Regions from separate parts of the Homo sapiens genome. Here region 2 is linked to region 1. A link is a loop called in an ENCODE intact Hi-C map of the cell type or tissue named here. Cell type or tissue: heart right ventricle. All regions are shown on one strand. Each heading gives the region's core, and the rest is flanking DNA. Links, peaks and the distances in the headings are about the cores only.

Region 1 (8,004 bases), core at 1,331-6,330:
AAGGGCTGATGGGAACACACACACAAAATCGCCTCTGGCATATCACCGACACGCCATCTGGCTTTTTCCTCCAATCTGATCCAGCTATCTCATTTCTCAGTCCACTGGATCACTCCTTCTCCTCCTTCTAAAACACAGACCTCCTTACTTAATTATCCACCCATCCTTAGTCCCATTGTGCAGCAGCATGCATGTTGATCTGCATGTGTGTGAGTGGGAACTGGGCCACACACTGGCCAAGTGTCTCAATGACGATGCCTCATTTATTCCTCACAACAGGTGAATGAGATAATGTATTTAAACTGCTTTGCATAGTGCCTGACTCAAAACAAATGCTTAATAAATTGCAGACACTCTTACTAACATGATCCAGCAATATCAGTAGTACTATTGCTATTTTATAGGTTGAGCAAATCAGGCTCAAGGATATTCAGTGACTTGCCCAAGACGATGGCTAGTAAGTAGAAGAGCTGAGATCAGAAACTAGTCAGTCTAATGATCTACCCACATACTTCTTAGATTGTCCTAGTAAGTATAAGTACCTCTTAGCCAAGGTTCAGTTGGAAAATCTGTTAAGGTACCAATTTAATTTATATTGATTCTTATTTCAGTCAGCCAATCTGTGTATTTATTGAATACCAAATAAGTCAAAATCACTAGGAAAATATAAAACATTTGGCATTGCTCCTCTTCTAATCTTCCAATTCCAATATTGAGATCCACTTGATCCTCCTTAGAGGATCAAATCCATCCCAGGCAATCCTCTTATTCATTAGGGGAAATTTAAACAATCACAAACAGGTAATTAAGAATTGAATTGAATCACTCATTCCTGTTATACCAGCACTTGGTGGAGGGGAGGTGAGGGGCTTGCTTGAAGCCAGGAATTTAAGACCAGCCTGGGCAACATAGTGAGACCCCCATCTCTAAAAAATAAATTAAAAATTAGCCAGGCATATTGGTGTTTGCCTATGGTCCCAGCTACTCAAGAGGGTGAGGCAGGAGGATCCCTTAATTCCAGGAGCTCAAAGTTACAGTAGGCTATGATCCCACCATTGCACTCCAGCCTGGGAGTCACAGCAAGACTCTGTCTCTAAAAAAATAAAATAAAATCGGCATTTCTGCTTTTCCCACTCTGATCCTGTGTCCCAGTTCTAATAACTGAGTTCTGACCCTGGTTGGAGAAACTGAGTTTCTGTCTTTCAGAGTCTCTGCCTTGATAACCTGCTGGGTACCCTAATTCTTCTCAAAGTGACAGTATCCTGTCTTGACAGCCCTTCCTGGGTCCCAGTTCCTCTCTGGCAGTCCTTCTGTGGCCAGACTTCTTAGGCAGCCTGCCCACTGCCCATCTCCACCACTGGGCCTGCTTTTGACTCCCTCCCATCAGCAGGCCAAGTCTCATCATGCTACCCCTGGTTAGACCAGCCTTGGCCCCTCCCCACACTAACCTGGGGGCTGTGTCACACCACCTTCCTGCTTCCTCTGCCCCTCCTGCCCAGTGCTGCCTGAACATGCCCTCGAGATATTTCCCACCTCCATCATGGATGCCCCCCAGATTCCAGGTTCTTTTCCTTTACCCAGCCAGGCACCAGCTGAAGTTAAGTCATGAGCACTGTCTTGGCACAGTGTTTTCAGTGGGATATGCAGGGTCCAGTTAACTTCATTCATAAAAGCTGGCATTAGGTAAGTTAATAAAGATGTCGATGAAGCCGCCCATGCTGGAAGGCAGGGCATCAGGCAAAGGACTCCCACGTGGAGGCTACCCATGGTCAGAACACTCAATGCTCAGCAGGGAAAATCCCCTGGAAGCAGCAGAGTGGAAAAGCCACGGGCCTTGGTAGACTTAATTCAAAACTTATCTCTGCCAATGACTGACCTGTGGGCTTTGGGCAAAATGCTCCCCAGAGCCTCAGTATCTTCATTTGTAAAATGGGCACAATCTTACTTGTAATATCATTAGCAGTATTAAATCAAAATAAAGTAATACACAGAGTCCATTATAGTGCTGTATAGTTTCTGGCACATAACAGGTGATCCATAAATAATGGAAATTATTATTTCTGACTTAGTCACAAACATGTATGGGTTATCCATATTTCTAAAAAGCAAAGCAGTTTTTTTCTATCATTTAAATAATAGAGAATCTCTATATTCATTTTGTTAATCTTCAACTAATGATGGCTTTCAACACTTAAATTCCAAGTTTTTCTGTCCCCTAGTCTGGATGTCAAGTGGATTGAATGATCTGCAAAACACTTCAGCTCTCTGGGGGAGCTCGTATTCAAAGGAACCCTTCTGACAAACCGTGCTGTAAATCAAAGAATCCTTTTGTACTGCAACTAATCACCTCTTAATTTATCTGCTTTGTACGTCTGAGTTATGTACACTGGGTTTTCTTAAAGCAGACATTCTCATATGAGGCGTTTTATTTGTTTCATTGTAAATATAGTAAACAGTATGGAAATGGGAATGGTGTTAAGAAAGCCAATGGTTATGTGTCATATAACTAAGACTGGTATTCAAGCTAAGGCACTTGTGCCTTGCAAATAAATAATGTCTATAAGCATCAGCTGAAATCCAACTTACACAAGTTATAGGTATTCTGATGGAATTTAAAATAGCTAACAATCAATTAAACAGACATAAGAATTCTCTGTGGTAAGTACATCTAGATTTTCTAAAAATTGTACTGTAATTTCAAGGGCTATCAGATCATCTTATTATGCACATTTAACTCACTTCCATATTCATGGCTCAAGAAGAGTTCATTGTCTCATGGCAAATTTATTGTTTTGGACATATACTGAGTTAACACCAAGGGAAAAATAATTGCTCCTTTAAATGTGTGGAGACAGAAACATATTTTTTTCTTTCTTAGAGATGAGGTCTTGCTATGTTGCCCAGGCTGGACTGCAGTGGCTATTCACAGGTGTGAACATAAATTCTAACAAGGCAAATATTTTTATAAGTTTTATTTTAGGCCTACAGGCAATATTTGCCATTAAGTTTCACAGCACCTGGGATTATTTCACGAACTTGAATTTAGTGCTGGAATTTACTGGGTGCTCCAAGTCATCTTAAGTAATAAAATTAAATGGAACCCAATCTCTTAATTTGTCAAGATGTTAGATTGTATGTGCTGCAGAAGCATTTCCTGCCAAATCAAGAGGGCAAAATACTTCTCAGGCAAATGTGTTTTCTAACAAACAGCAAAGACAAGGTCTGTTACTTTTAGAACACATCCCTGGAATCAGCATGTTCAATAAAGCTTAACAAGATCAGGCAAGCCGGCCGCAGGAAGGTTTGATGAGAATGGACTAGCATTAGCATTCTGGTAACTGAATCAGGGAGGCCAGCCTCATTTCAGTGGAGAGCCAGTCTGTCCAGCATTGTGACGCAGTTTTGCATCCAACCACCCAAACAAAGAATTACACGGCAAAAAAACTAAATGCAGGATGCAGGATGCTCAATAAACTCCCAATCAGCTCCTAACAAATAGCCTGACCTGAGCATAGACAAGTAGGAGGAGATTACAAACAACTGCTGTGGACTTGGCACCTTTCACGTTTTATGGGCTCAATAAATGTGCTCAGAAAAAAAATGTTTCCAATGATGGCAGTGTTCTCTGTTTGAAAATAACGGAGTGAAATGAGTGAATAGAAGAATCAGAGAGGCAAAGAGAAAGACAGACAAAGGTAGAGAGATCCGCATTACAACGAAACACACATGTTCTTCAAATTTTGTAAACAAAAATGCAATGCTTAAAAACATTTGTTACTGTAGAAGGAAAAAAGAGAAGGCAAATAAAAGCATATTATTTTACTTTAGGGAGAAAACTAGTATGAGATTTTTTTCTGAAATTGAGCTAAAATGTGCCAGATAATTTCACAGTGATAGATGAGGGGATGAAATTAAGTGATGACCAAGGCCAAGTGTAGCCCGGATTCTCTGATCCATGAAATGGCTGAACAACATTGTTAAACTTCTACTGTTTCAAATCCCAAGTACATTTCCTGCGTTTTCTATTCTGGCACTGCCCTCTTGTGATAAAACAACAGCATTGCAGTCATTGCAACCAACTTTTCTTGAAATGGTAATTTCAAAAAGCACAGACCCTCTGCCTCTATCCCAGGCTTTGTACTAAGTGCTTTACATACATCAGCTCATTTAAGATAAGAGCTATTATCCCCAATTTACAAGTAAGCTAACTGTGCATACCCACAGCCAATTAAGTGGCAATAGAATTTCAAAGGAGCTCTGAATTTAACCACCGTGGGTTGCATTGGGTAAATACTAATGCTTTCAATAGGCATCTGTGATAGAGATGTAAAGGTTTTAAAGAATTAATAAACCATCCATTTTCTATCTTGCAATATAAACTTTATTCTGTCAGCAGCCATTTGAAATTCTTCTTTCCTATGACTGGAAAAGCCTTTTTACTTTTTGAGAGGTAAAGATTAATTTAAAATCTTATATATATCTAGGATTTTGATACTTACTATGCCAAAAAAGCCCCTCACTTAAAAAATCTGCAGAGAAAAACAGGACCTTCTCTCTCCCTTTCTCTCTGTCTCTGAAGTAAACACACACACACACACACACACACACACACACACACACACACACAGCCGGATAATATCTGATACAATGAGATTTATAATCCTATTTATTGTTTTTAAGCTTGTTATTTATTGCTTATAACTTGTCCCAATGTTCATCTCTAACCCTAAATCGATTAAAATATTACTGAGAAAAAATACACCCATAGTATTATTCATTCTAGTGGGAAGGCAAAATATCTGACTTTTAGCCCTATGTAACTTTTAAGTTACACAGGCACCAAGACAGGAGAGGATCTTGTGCAGACAAGTACAGCAGTGGGGATCTGGAGGTGGATGTGTCCTGGTTAGGCTCAGGCAAGAGACTGAAGGTGGGGACAGATATTATTGGCGAAATGGAAGGATTAATCCTTGATAGAGGCCAAGTGGATGTTCCCAGTGGAAATCTACGTGAACATGTCAGCCAGGTTGGGACACCTTAGGAGGATGAAGTGGTCTGTGGGCAGGTCCCCTTCTTGGTGCTCTTTTCCTTGGGTTAAGATGAAGAATGGCTAAGGCAGGAAGGGTGTCTGAGAAGCTGGGAGAGATGCCTCTGATAATTACGCATAGTGGTAAGAGTGTTGCAGTAGGTTTCATTTTATAGAGTAGTGAAATAAATATAATTTATAGAAAGATAATTACAAGGATTTGTCAGCCTTTAAAAGTTCCTGAAAGTAATAGGGGCAGAATAATCTATGCATTTCCTACAATTCTTAGGACAAACACGTTTTCAAGGCAGTAACAAAAGAAATGAAAGCAATGCAGCCCCAGCTCCTAAGGGAGGGTCTCCGAGAGGCAGACAGAGTCCACCGTCCCTCCCGTCCAGGGACCATTGTCTCCCCTCCAGTCTCTTGAAGCCTTGAATTAGGGAAACTTGACTGAGAGGAAAACAAAGAGAAGAAGCAACATGTGGTCCTGGGGCCTGCCTGGAAAGGGCCTGACTGTGAGAGGGGAAAGCAGTGGGTTCCCCTGCTCAGCAGGAATCCATGCCACTATCTGATGCTTCCTGGGCCCAGAGAAGACCCATGGGGTAAGGCCCAGTCAGCCTGCAACTCACGCCTCCTACAATGGCCAACTTCTGGCCATTCTGGTGGGTGGGCTGACCAGGGGTGACACTGGAAGGTGAGCCATTCCAGTCCTGCAGCCCGATAGCTTTTTTCTCCATCCTCCCTTCCTAAGAGAGGGCCTGAAGTGTACATCAGCACTCATCGAAATGTCTGTAGTTAATACTTCTCTGAAATGTAGAATCATGACTTTTTTTAATATATAATTTTAGGCTTCAGCAATCCAGGGGCAAAAAAGGATCCCCATCACCCCTCTCCACCCCACTACGGACACTGGAGGAGCTTGTGAGCAGGTGCCCTTGGGAGCAGATGCCTTGCAGGCTTTGCAGATTCCCCAGGGAATGACTGCACGCACTGCCTAAAGCACAGGAGAGCAGAGGCAGAATGCTGGATGGGCTCAGGAGGCCAGGTACTCCCCGTTCCCAGGCTCACCACTGCGTCATCCTGAACAGCTACTCAGGCATCAGGCACTAAGCAAGAAACAGCATAGCTGTTTCCCAAACAGGGTAGGCTCAAACCAAAGAAAGTTCCTGAAATGCTCTGTAAATGAACAGTTACTACTACATGCTCTGGGTATATTGCTGATGAAAAATAAGTAGGACCCTCAACCCAGTATTCAAAAAATTCAGGAAGAATTTGCTAGACCAATTACACAGAAGAAGCTGTGTGTTTTTTAACCTAGACAGTAAAAAATATAAGGGAATGACAAGAAGGGAGAAAAAGTAATATTAACTTGAAACAGGAAGGCAATATGAATTTGAGTCAAATAGAATAGTTACACCCCATGTATTCTTGAAATTTATATACAGATATATCTTTCTACCACCATATGCAAGAAAGAGGTTGATTTTTTTTTTCAGAAAAAATTCCATCAAATCACTCATACTGATACAGTTTGGCTGTGTCCCCACCCAAATCTCATCTTGAATTGTAACTCCCACAATTCCCACATGTCATGGGAGGAACTGGTGGAAGGAAATTGAATTATGGGGGCAGGTCTTTTCTGCACTGTTCTCATGATAGTCTCAGATGGAGATGAGGAACTTGTTGGGAACTGGAGCAAAGGTGGCTCTTGTTATGTTTTAGCAAAGACACTGGTGGCGTTTTATCCCTACCCTAGAGATTTGTGGAACTTTGAACTTGAGAGAGATGATTTAGGGTTTCTGGCAGAAGAAATTTCTATGCAGCAAAGCATTCAAGAGGTGACTTGGGTGCCGTTAAAGGCATTCAGTTTTATAAGGGAGGCAGAGCATAAAAGTTTGGAAAATTTGCAGCCTGACAATGTGATAGAAAATAAAATCCCATTTTCTGAGAAGAAATTCAAGCCAGCTACAGAAATTTGCATAAGTAACAGGGAGCCAAATGTACTCCCCAAGACAATGGGGAAAATGTCTCTAGGACATGTCAGAGATCTTCATGGTGGCCCCTCCCATCACAGGCCCAGAGGCCTAGGAGGAAAAAATGGTTTCATGGGCCAAGCCCAGGGTACTGGTGCTATGTGCAGCCTAGGAACTTGGTGCCCTGCATCCTAGCCACTCCAGCCATGACCAAAAGGGGCCATGGTACAGCTCGGGCCATGGCTTCAGAGGGTGCAAGCCCCAAGCCTTGGCAGCTTCCATGTGGTGTTGAGCCTGCAGATGTACAGAAGTCAAGAATTGAGGTTTGGGAACCTCTGCCTAGATTTCAGAGGATGTATGGAAATGCATGGATGTCCAGGCAGAAGTTTGCTGCAGGGCTTTCATGGAGAACGTCTGCTAGGGCAGTGCGGAAGGGAAATGTGGGGTCAGAGCCCCCACACAGAGTCCCTACTGGGGAACCCCTAGTGGAGCTGTGAAAACAGCTGGTATCCTCCAGATACCAGAATGGTAGATCCACCAATAGCTTGCACCATGCACCTGGAAAAGCTGCATACACTCAATGCCAGCCCATGAAAGCAACCAGAAGGGAGGCTATACTCTGCAAAGCCATAGGGACCAAGCTGCCCAAGACGATGGGAACACGCCTTCCACCTCTTGCGTCAGCATGACCTGAATATGAGACATAGAGTCAAAGGAGATCATTTTGGAGCTTTAAGATTTGACTGCCCTGCTGGATTTCAGACTTGCATGGGGCCTGTAGCCTTTGTTTTGGCCAATTTCTCCCATTTGGAATGGCTGTATTTAACCAATGCCTGTACCCCCATTGTATCTAGGAAATAACTAAGTTGCTTTTAATTTTACATGCTCATAGGCAGAAGGGACTTGCCTTGTCTCAGATAAGACATTGGACTGTGGACTTTTGAGTTGATGCTGAAATGAATTAAGACTTTGGGAGACTGTTAGGAAGGCATGATTGGTTTTGAA
Region 2 (7,765 bases), core at 1,194-6,193, 220 kb before region 1:
CTACTCGGGAGGCTGAGGCAGGAGAATCGCTTAAACCCAGGAGGCAGAGGTTGCAGTGAGCCGAGATCGTGCCACTGCACCCCAGCCTGGGCGACAGAATGAGACTCCATCTCCAAAAAAATAAAATAAAATAAAAAATAAAAACAAAATGATGCTAACTATATTTAGATACTATCCATGTCAGAAGTCCTAATATTATACAAGTTCCATCATCATTTTCATCATCATCACTGTATTCTACAAACTCCCACTGCATTCTGGGCACTAGAGAAATTACATGTTCTGCAGGTAGACGGTGCTTGCATTTGGAAGTTTACAGTCTAAGAGAGGACCAAGCAAGGTTACAGTTGAAGGGAATCAACCCTGTCTGGCCCATACAGCACTCCACAGAGGCAGCATCTGCTGCTGGTCCTTATTTGCAGGTATAAAGGGACAGAAGCAACAACACATGTGACACCCAGGTACAGAGATAAACAGGAGGGGAACATGAATGAATTTTTGGGAAGTTATTGGGTATTTGGAATGAATGTGTGGTCTGAACAGGATCTTGAAGAAGCTGGGCTTTAAAAGATGAAGCAGACAAGCTTGGGCAGGTGAGAATAGCAAGGTTTTCCCTGAGCATCCAGGATGGTCCCTTGGGGTGGAAGGATGGCAACAAGAGCATGAAGATGGGGAAGCTGTCATGAAACTTGCTTGGCAGGAGCAGAGAGCACAGGGGGTCCCCATGGACAGTGTGAACAGTTAGTAGCACATCTTCGTGTACCAGATTAGGAGTTTGTGTTTTGTAATAGACTAGATAATAGACCAGGTTAGTGTCAGCTTTAGAGAGCAAGTGACTCTGAATATAAACCCTACTCTAACTGTGTAGACTTGGATTGATTCCCTAATCTCTTGAGTGTCTGTTTCCAGCTCTGGTAAATTGGGGTCATGATACCTATACCTAGGCTTGTTAAGAGAACTGGATAGGAGTGATTTCAGTGAATCATGTAAATACAGTGCCTGGCACAAAAGAGGTCCCCTCCCCCAAATCAGTTCACTTTCTAGAAGTGCTGCAGCAGGCCGGGCGCGGTGGCTCACGCCTGTAATCCCAGCACTTTGGGAGGCCGAGGCGGGCGGATCACGAGGTCAGGAGATCGAGACCATCCTGGCTAAAACGGTGAAACCCCGTCTCTACTAAAAATACAAAAAATTAGCCGGGCGTAGTGGCGGGCGCCTGTAGTCCCAGCTACTTGGGAGGCTGAGGCAGGAGAATGGCGTGAACCCGGGAGGCGGAGCTTGCAGTGAGCCGAGATCCCGCCACTGCACTCCAGCCTGGGCGACAGAGCGAGACTCCGTCTCAAAAAAAAAAAAAAAAATAATAAAAAAAAGAAGTGCTGTAGCAATGCAAATACACAGAAAAGTGTGATCAGTACAACACCTGGATGTAGGAGCGAAATACTGTTGCTCCCAATTTACTCTACACAGGGGACAGAGGACAGGGAAGAAAAGTGATTCCAAAGTTTTAAATCTTAGGGAACTGAACCGAAGCTGATGGGCAAGTAGCATATGGAAACAAATGAGGAGAATGATTTCAACCAGGGTAGGTCCTAGGTAAAAAAAGTTGGGGAAGCTTATACATTTTAGGGTTTACGACTGCCTCTCAGAGGATCAAACTGGCCTTGCACGTTCTTCCTTCCCTCTTGCAGCTGCTGTGAACACAGCCCTTCTGCTGCTCTGCGGAGCTGCCCCTCCTACGTTATTCCTGCTGTTTGCTCTCTCCTCAGGATTGGAGATACCCAGTACACCTTGCTCCTTCTTTTCCTTGAGGCTTTATAACTTTACATAAGGGGGACAAGTTTACCTAACAACACAGGGAAGAGTCTAATATTAAGAAATATGCAAAGTTCTTTTAGTCGTGGATGCTGGTCTATCACTCCTGCAACCCTTTTGAGAGTAACGGAAAGCTCTGTTGAGTCTCAACTTTTCTTTCAGTGGGCAGGGCTCACCAAGTCTCTCTCCCGGCGTAGGGCAGGTTGACCCCTTCCATGAGCCACGGAAGAGGCAATGTGAGCAGCAAAAGGTGCTTCTCCCTTAGAAGTGGGGAATATAAATGCTCACCCTGGACCCCAGAGGAAGCGCCTCCTTGGGCCATTTTCTTGTACATAGCCCTGTGGAAATGTCCTACAGATAAGGCACAGCAGAGCTTATGTGGAGCCTGCATCGCACAGACAGATCTGAAAGCTGCTTACCCACAGACACAGAACTCCCATGCATTTTCTCCCCACGGTTTTTGAGCCATGATTTCTTTGCTAAGGCTGGAGAGGGGTAATTGGGAGAGTAGCATTGTTATCCTCCCATTTTCCAGATGAGGAGACTAAGACATAAAAGGGATGTGTGGATTGTCAGTGACAAAGAGATGGTGAAGGTAAGCTACCCGGAGCATCTTCCTTTCCTCGTGTGCCCACACCCTCTGTGTCTAGCTCTGCTATGGCCCTTGCTGCACTGCATTCTCACTGGTCACATGCGGGGGTGCCTCACTACACTGTTTGCTCACTGAGGTACAAGGACCATGATGGTTTTGTCTTCAAGACCATTTTAGAGCCAGAACCATCTACAATGCCTGCGATGATGTGGTAGGTACTAAATAAAAGTCTGAGGAACCAGTGAATGGACAAAAGTAGAATCACATTATACTACAATGGAGTTTTATAGGAATTTGCTCTGTACTGATATTTATACTTAAATAAAATGTGAAGAGTAAAGTTTCAGAATCTGAACCCTTAACCACTAGGCTAACTTGCCAGCACTCTACTGATTCTATTATAGACCACACAATTTAAGGCTAACATTGAACACTAAGACTTGTTCTATTCCAGGCTGCTTGTGTTAGTCTCATCTCTCTGGCTTTAGCGTAACTGCGGTAAGGACAGAGGCTCTGGGGCACTTGGTTTAGTGTCTCACAGAAGCCAGCACAGCCCCAAGCACAGAGCAGACCCTGCAGAAGCATGTGTGGATGGATCAGAGAGTGTGGCCAACATTCTCTACTGCAGGGTCATCCTCTGTGCGACTCCTCCTCGATGGGCTGTCCTCAAAGGGAATCTTTAGAAAGCCAGAGAAGGAGCTCATTGTCCACAGTTATGTGAGGCAGGTAAGGTTTGGCCACTCACAGCACAATGAATGGCAGAGCGCTGATAGGGAAGAAGTTCATGCCCAGGGTACTCAATGCAGAGGACATTCCTTCCAACGACAGAGGCCTTAAAACAGAGGACGAGCAAGGACTAAGAACTTGGAAGGCTGCAGGACTGTGTGCCAACAAACAGAGGTTTAGAAAGTTAGTATCTGCCCCACAGGGAGCTGAAGACAGTCTGCACTCCCTGTGTCTGCGCCATGTCATTTGGCACTGCGGCCAAGAACCCTCTGGCAAGAGAGTCCCCAGCACCCGTGCAGTAACATGTCACATAGCACCTTTAATGGGGCTGCGCTGAACTGGCTTTTTATGGCTTTCCTTTCCAGGAGAGGGCAGCACGACTCATTTATGACATTTTTTTCCCCAATCCTTCAGTATTGAGAAATATTTATTTAGAAAGCAATGAATGTAGATGACTAAAAAAATATACGGAAAGGCGGGAGGCAGACTCAGATCTTATAAGGCTGGTGATTGAGGAAAGGTGAGCGTGCTTATGGGCTCTGATGGATGAGGGATTAGCAGGAAAACTAATGCCACATTTGCTAAGTTCCTCTCCAAGTGAATTCAAAATATGGTAAAAATCCACCTATCCTCACTGGAGTGCACAAAATGGTACTCTCTAAAACAAAAAATCAGGATTATGATGAGCCTGAAACAACCTCTAAAAAGTCCAAGGAAGAGAATCTTGATATCTATAAGAGCTGATCTGATCAAACTTGAAACCTACTCATGCATCCCTTATGTAAACTCTCTCCCTAAAATTGGATGCAGTTTACCTCTAGCTCTTGTCTTGTGCCTTTCTTTTCTTTTCTTTGTTTTTGAGGCAGAGTCTCGCTCTGTTGCCCAGGCTGGAGTGCAGTGGCGCCATCTTGGCTCACTGCAAGCTCCGCCTCCCGGGTTCACGCCATTCTCCTGCCTCAGCCTCCTGAGTAGCTGGGACTACAGGCGCCCGCCACCACGCTCGGTCTTGTGCCTTTCTTAAAGGAGAAACCCCGTGTATCCAAAGACTGAAGAAACCAGTTTCTCTACCCTCTGAATTGGCCCTCTAGGCTTTCTAAGATATGTTACTAGCTACTCACCTACATACCAAATTCTGGTAGGAGAAATAGAAATGGATGCTACCACCGACTTAAAAGAGAGCAGGCTACTCAGTTATTAGTGTGGTCCTATTAGTCTTTTCTTCACAGAAAGATCTGTCTGTATGCTGGGTAACAAGTGTTTTTGGAGACTTAGGGAAGGGTCTGGACTTTGCCATTTTCTGCATAAGGTAGAGAAAGTGCTTTTGGGGAACAGCATTTCTCTTAGATCAGATGGTGGCTTTGCCATAATGCAAAGGAGCCTGATAAATAGTGATATCTTGCTTTAGAAAAATTATTTCCATCCTGGTGTAAGTATTCAGATTCTTAATATTTAAACTGGGGACATACCAATGAGGCGAATTACAACAAAGAGTTCTGAAAGCTGAATTATGCCCTAATAGTGGTGCTACTTGGCTAATTTTCACAAAAGAAAATCAAAAGCCCTGAGCATCTCAAATGAACACCTGAGGCTTACCTAATAGACTGCAGAAAAAGAAAAAGCTAAGTACCATTCAAGATTTTTTAGCCACTGGGTTCAGTGTGACTGCAAAATTAGGCTCCAGACAAGTTTTTCTGATTGCAATGCTGCTCTGAGCAGGCCATCCACACCTACCAGTGAATCGAATTGCTCTCGCGGGCAAGCAAACAGGCGTCCATTAATGGTGAGCGTCGTAAATACTGAAACATCATTAGGTTTGAGCACCACCTTTTCTGTGAACATAAAAAGCATGAGATTGCCTATTAAATACATCTGAGATTTGCTGCACTGCCCTAATCACACCAACAAATTGCCAGCTTGGTGAATTACCGGAACACGCAGAGTGACTGCATAAAATAGAGTACTGAAGGGATCCACGGAATAAAAAAGACGGCATTCATGCAGCCCTGCGCCACTCAGGATGCCTTCAGAAATGGCCACAAAAAGGAATAGAGATGCCAGAGGGTCAATTCACCCAGTTTTGTGCTGCAACCATAATTACTGAGCACATAAAACCCGCACTTGGCTATTTATCTCACAAGTTATGTTTCCAGATGGTAATCACACCCAGGACTTTGGACATAGAAAGATCACTTTTTAAAAACTTTGGAGGTTTCTGAGACCTCACATGATTTTAGATGCAAAATTTACTATTGTTTTTTCACTTATTCCCTAATTTGCAGGGCAATAGCATTAACTAGATTAAGCCTCCTCCCACATTAAAAAAATTAGTTCTTCAGATGAGAACATGTCAAAAAAATTAAAAAATTAGTTCATTTAATAAACATTTATTTTGTATTTACTGCATGCCAGAAACTGCTCCAGGCACTGGGGAGACAGAAGGGAACAATACAGAAAAAAAATCCCACTCCAAAAAGCATTACATCATAGTGGGAGATGCCAACAATAAAGAAAAGAAATAGATTACAGAGTGAGAAGGCAAGGAGAAAAAAATATCACAGGGGTGGGGTCTAGGAAGCTTGTGTAAGGGGAAGAAGTTAACATTTTAGAAAGGGAATGAAGCAAATGAAGGAGGGAGCTTCAGTGAGACACTGACATTTGGGTAAAGACTGAAAGAAAGTGAGGGTGAGACCTGGGATATCTATGGGAAGGTGACAAGGGGTCAGGGAGGGCAGACATCCTGGGCCTTGTGCAACTGGAGCAGAAATGGAAGGGAGATCTTAAAATCCAACATGCATTTAAAAATCCTCCATCAGTGGAATCATTCACCTTAAAACATGACAGAAATGGCTCACCTGTTCCTGAAGGATTCCGCCAAATGGCTGTCAAATCATGACTGGAGAAATGAACCTCACTGTTGCTTCCTCTAGTCTCTCACTACAATATGTGGTCATTCCTAAAACTCTTGCCAGCATGAACTGTAATTGTTTTAACTTACCGTCTACCTCCTCCCTGGCCTGGGAACAACCTGGGGACGTGAGCTGTGTCTAACTCATTCTTTCCTTCGTAGCCACACTGTGGCCAGTAAATATGTGATGAACGAATAAATGACATTTCAAAAATGCACCATGTAATCAAGGACAGTGAAAGGAACTGTAATCCCGTGGAGGAAAAATATTCCTCATTTCATTTGAGCCAGGCTCCTAGCCTCTCTACTGAGTAAGGAGAAAAACCATCATCAGCTTCAAAGAACTAGCTTCTGACCACTTCCAACTTTGGACTTGTAGAAACCCATGGCCTTGAGCTTGTCCAGCTAGATTTCCTCTTGGGGCCCATATTTTTCAGGGCTCCAAGGCCTAAAACTTTTTTGAATAGAGTTTAAATTGAAAGAACTCCAGGCCAACATCTACACGACAGTCCTCAGTTCCAGTCACCTTTCTGATTTAGAGTGGGTACCTACCAGATAGGGGACATTAGAAACCCAACCCACCTCTACCCATACTGTTTCTGTTATTAGTGGAAGCATACATAAGCACCAGTTCATCCTCTGGGTGAGCCTCACATGACCACGCTAACTCCTTACATAGTTTCTGCTTGGATGGAATGTCCCATTTTGCAGAGCCTAAAATATGAATTAAGACTGTTACCTCCTCCGGAACTCATCTTGACTATGATCAGGCCCTCCCCGGAGCCCAGCTTGTCGGCAACTGCACTGATGACTTCCTTCACCGAAGTGGCCACTGGCACCCGAATGGTTGTGTAGGTGTGGTCCATGCAATAGACCTTAAACAGAACTATCCAAAGGCAGTAACAAGGTAGTAAATCACTCTTAAGAGTTTTCAATAAAACTATAGTTATGAAAAATGTTTAGGCATCCTCTCCAATTTGCATCATTTTGCCATTTTTGTTACTGTATTTATTCATACTCATTTACCCCTATTCCTGCCCCTTCTAAACTGCTTACCTTAGCATTGGTCTAAGAATAGGTGCACATATGGTTGCCAAGTCCAATTAAAAGAACAAGAGATATTGGTGAAAACCCCACAAAGAGGTCATGGGAAAAAATTGAGAGTATCTTCAGGCTGATGTTCAGGGTCTGAAGTGCTATACTGTAGGCAATTCACAGATCACTGCTACCCTGTGTGGCAGTGGGGAGACACCATTCACCTCTCTGCACACAGGAGGGCTTCCGCCTGGGCCATGAGCACGTGCTGACACTCCTGCTCACTTGCTTCAGTGGCTTGTGTGCTTTGGGGCCAGGCCATGTAAGCTCGGATGCTATTTAGCTCAGCAGACTTAGATCAGCAGATCTGGATATGGCACCCAGAGGCTCAACTCTGAACACAAAAATCCTGGGAGCAATTCCCATTATTATATTATAATTCCTGGGTTTAGAGGCAGTCCTAAATGACAAGATTTATTTATAGCTTTAAATGAAATTTTTATCATTATTATTGTGACTATTTTTGGTTGTGATTCTTTGGAGAATCTTAAATAACCAAACAAAAGCCAGCATCTTGATCTTCCTGATGTAAAGCCTCCCTGCTCAGGGCTGGGCTCAGGGCCAGAGCATTGTCCCTGGGCAGGATGCTGGTGATCCATTGTCTCCTTGGCACCCACTAGGCGCCAGCTACCTTCCCA

What was found. A loop is a pair of places that touch in the nucleus more often than their neighbours do. Peaks named below come from ENCODE experiments on the same cell type or tissue, not always from the same donor. Only the 100,000 strongest peaks of a DNase experiment are listed, where the experiment ranks them.
Region 2: it touches region 1 in a loop (6-fold over the local background); 35 of 110 quality-filtered maps call a loop at or near these places.

What each region holds. Positions count from the first base shown.
Region 1 is chr2:172,802,639-172,810,642 of GRCh38, reverse strand. All of the region lies in intron 3 of RAPGEF4 (Rap guanine nucleotide exchange factor 4), which reads right to left. Among named protein-coding and RNA genes, the nearest start is that of RAPGEF4-AS1, 70 kb to the right of the region's middle. RefSeq lists a silencer at 7,089-7,279. In heart right ventricle, for the core only: a CTCF peak has its summit at 4,048 (motif pointing left); no DNase peak of the experiment used is centred there.
Region 2 is chr2:173,017,809-173,025,573 of GRCh38, reverse strand. RAPGEF4 (Rap guanine nucleotide exchange factor 4) reads right to left here. Exons shown (of 31, transcript NM_007023.4): 22 at 6,772-6,918; 23 at 4,859-4,956. Among named protein-coding and RNA genes, the nearest start is that of MAP3K20, 54 kb to the left of the region's middle. In heart right ventricle, for the core only: a CTCF peak has its summit at 3,494 (motif pointing right); a DNase peak (open chromatin) is centred at 3,357; H3K27ac peaks cover 900 bases.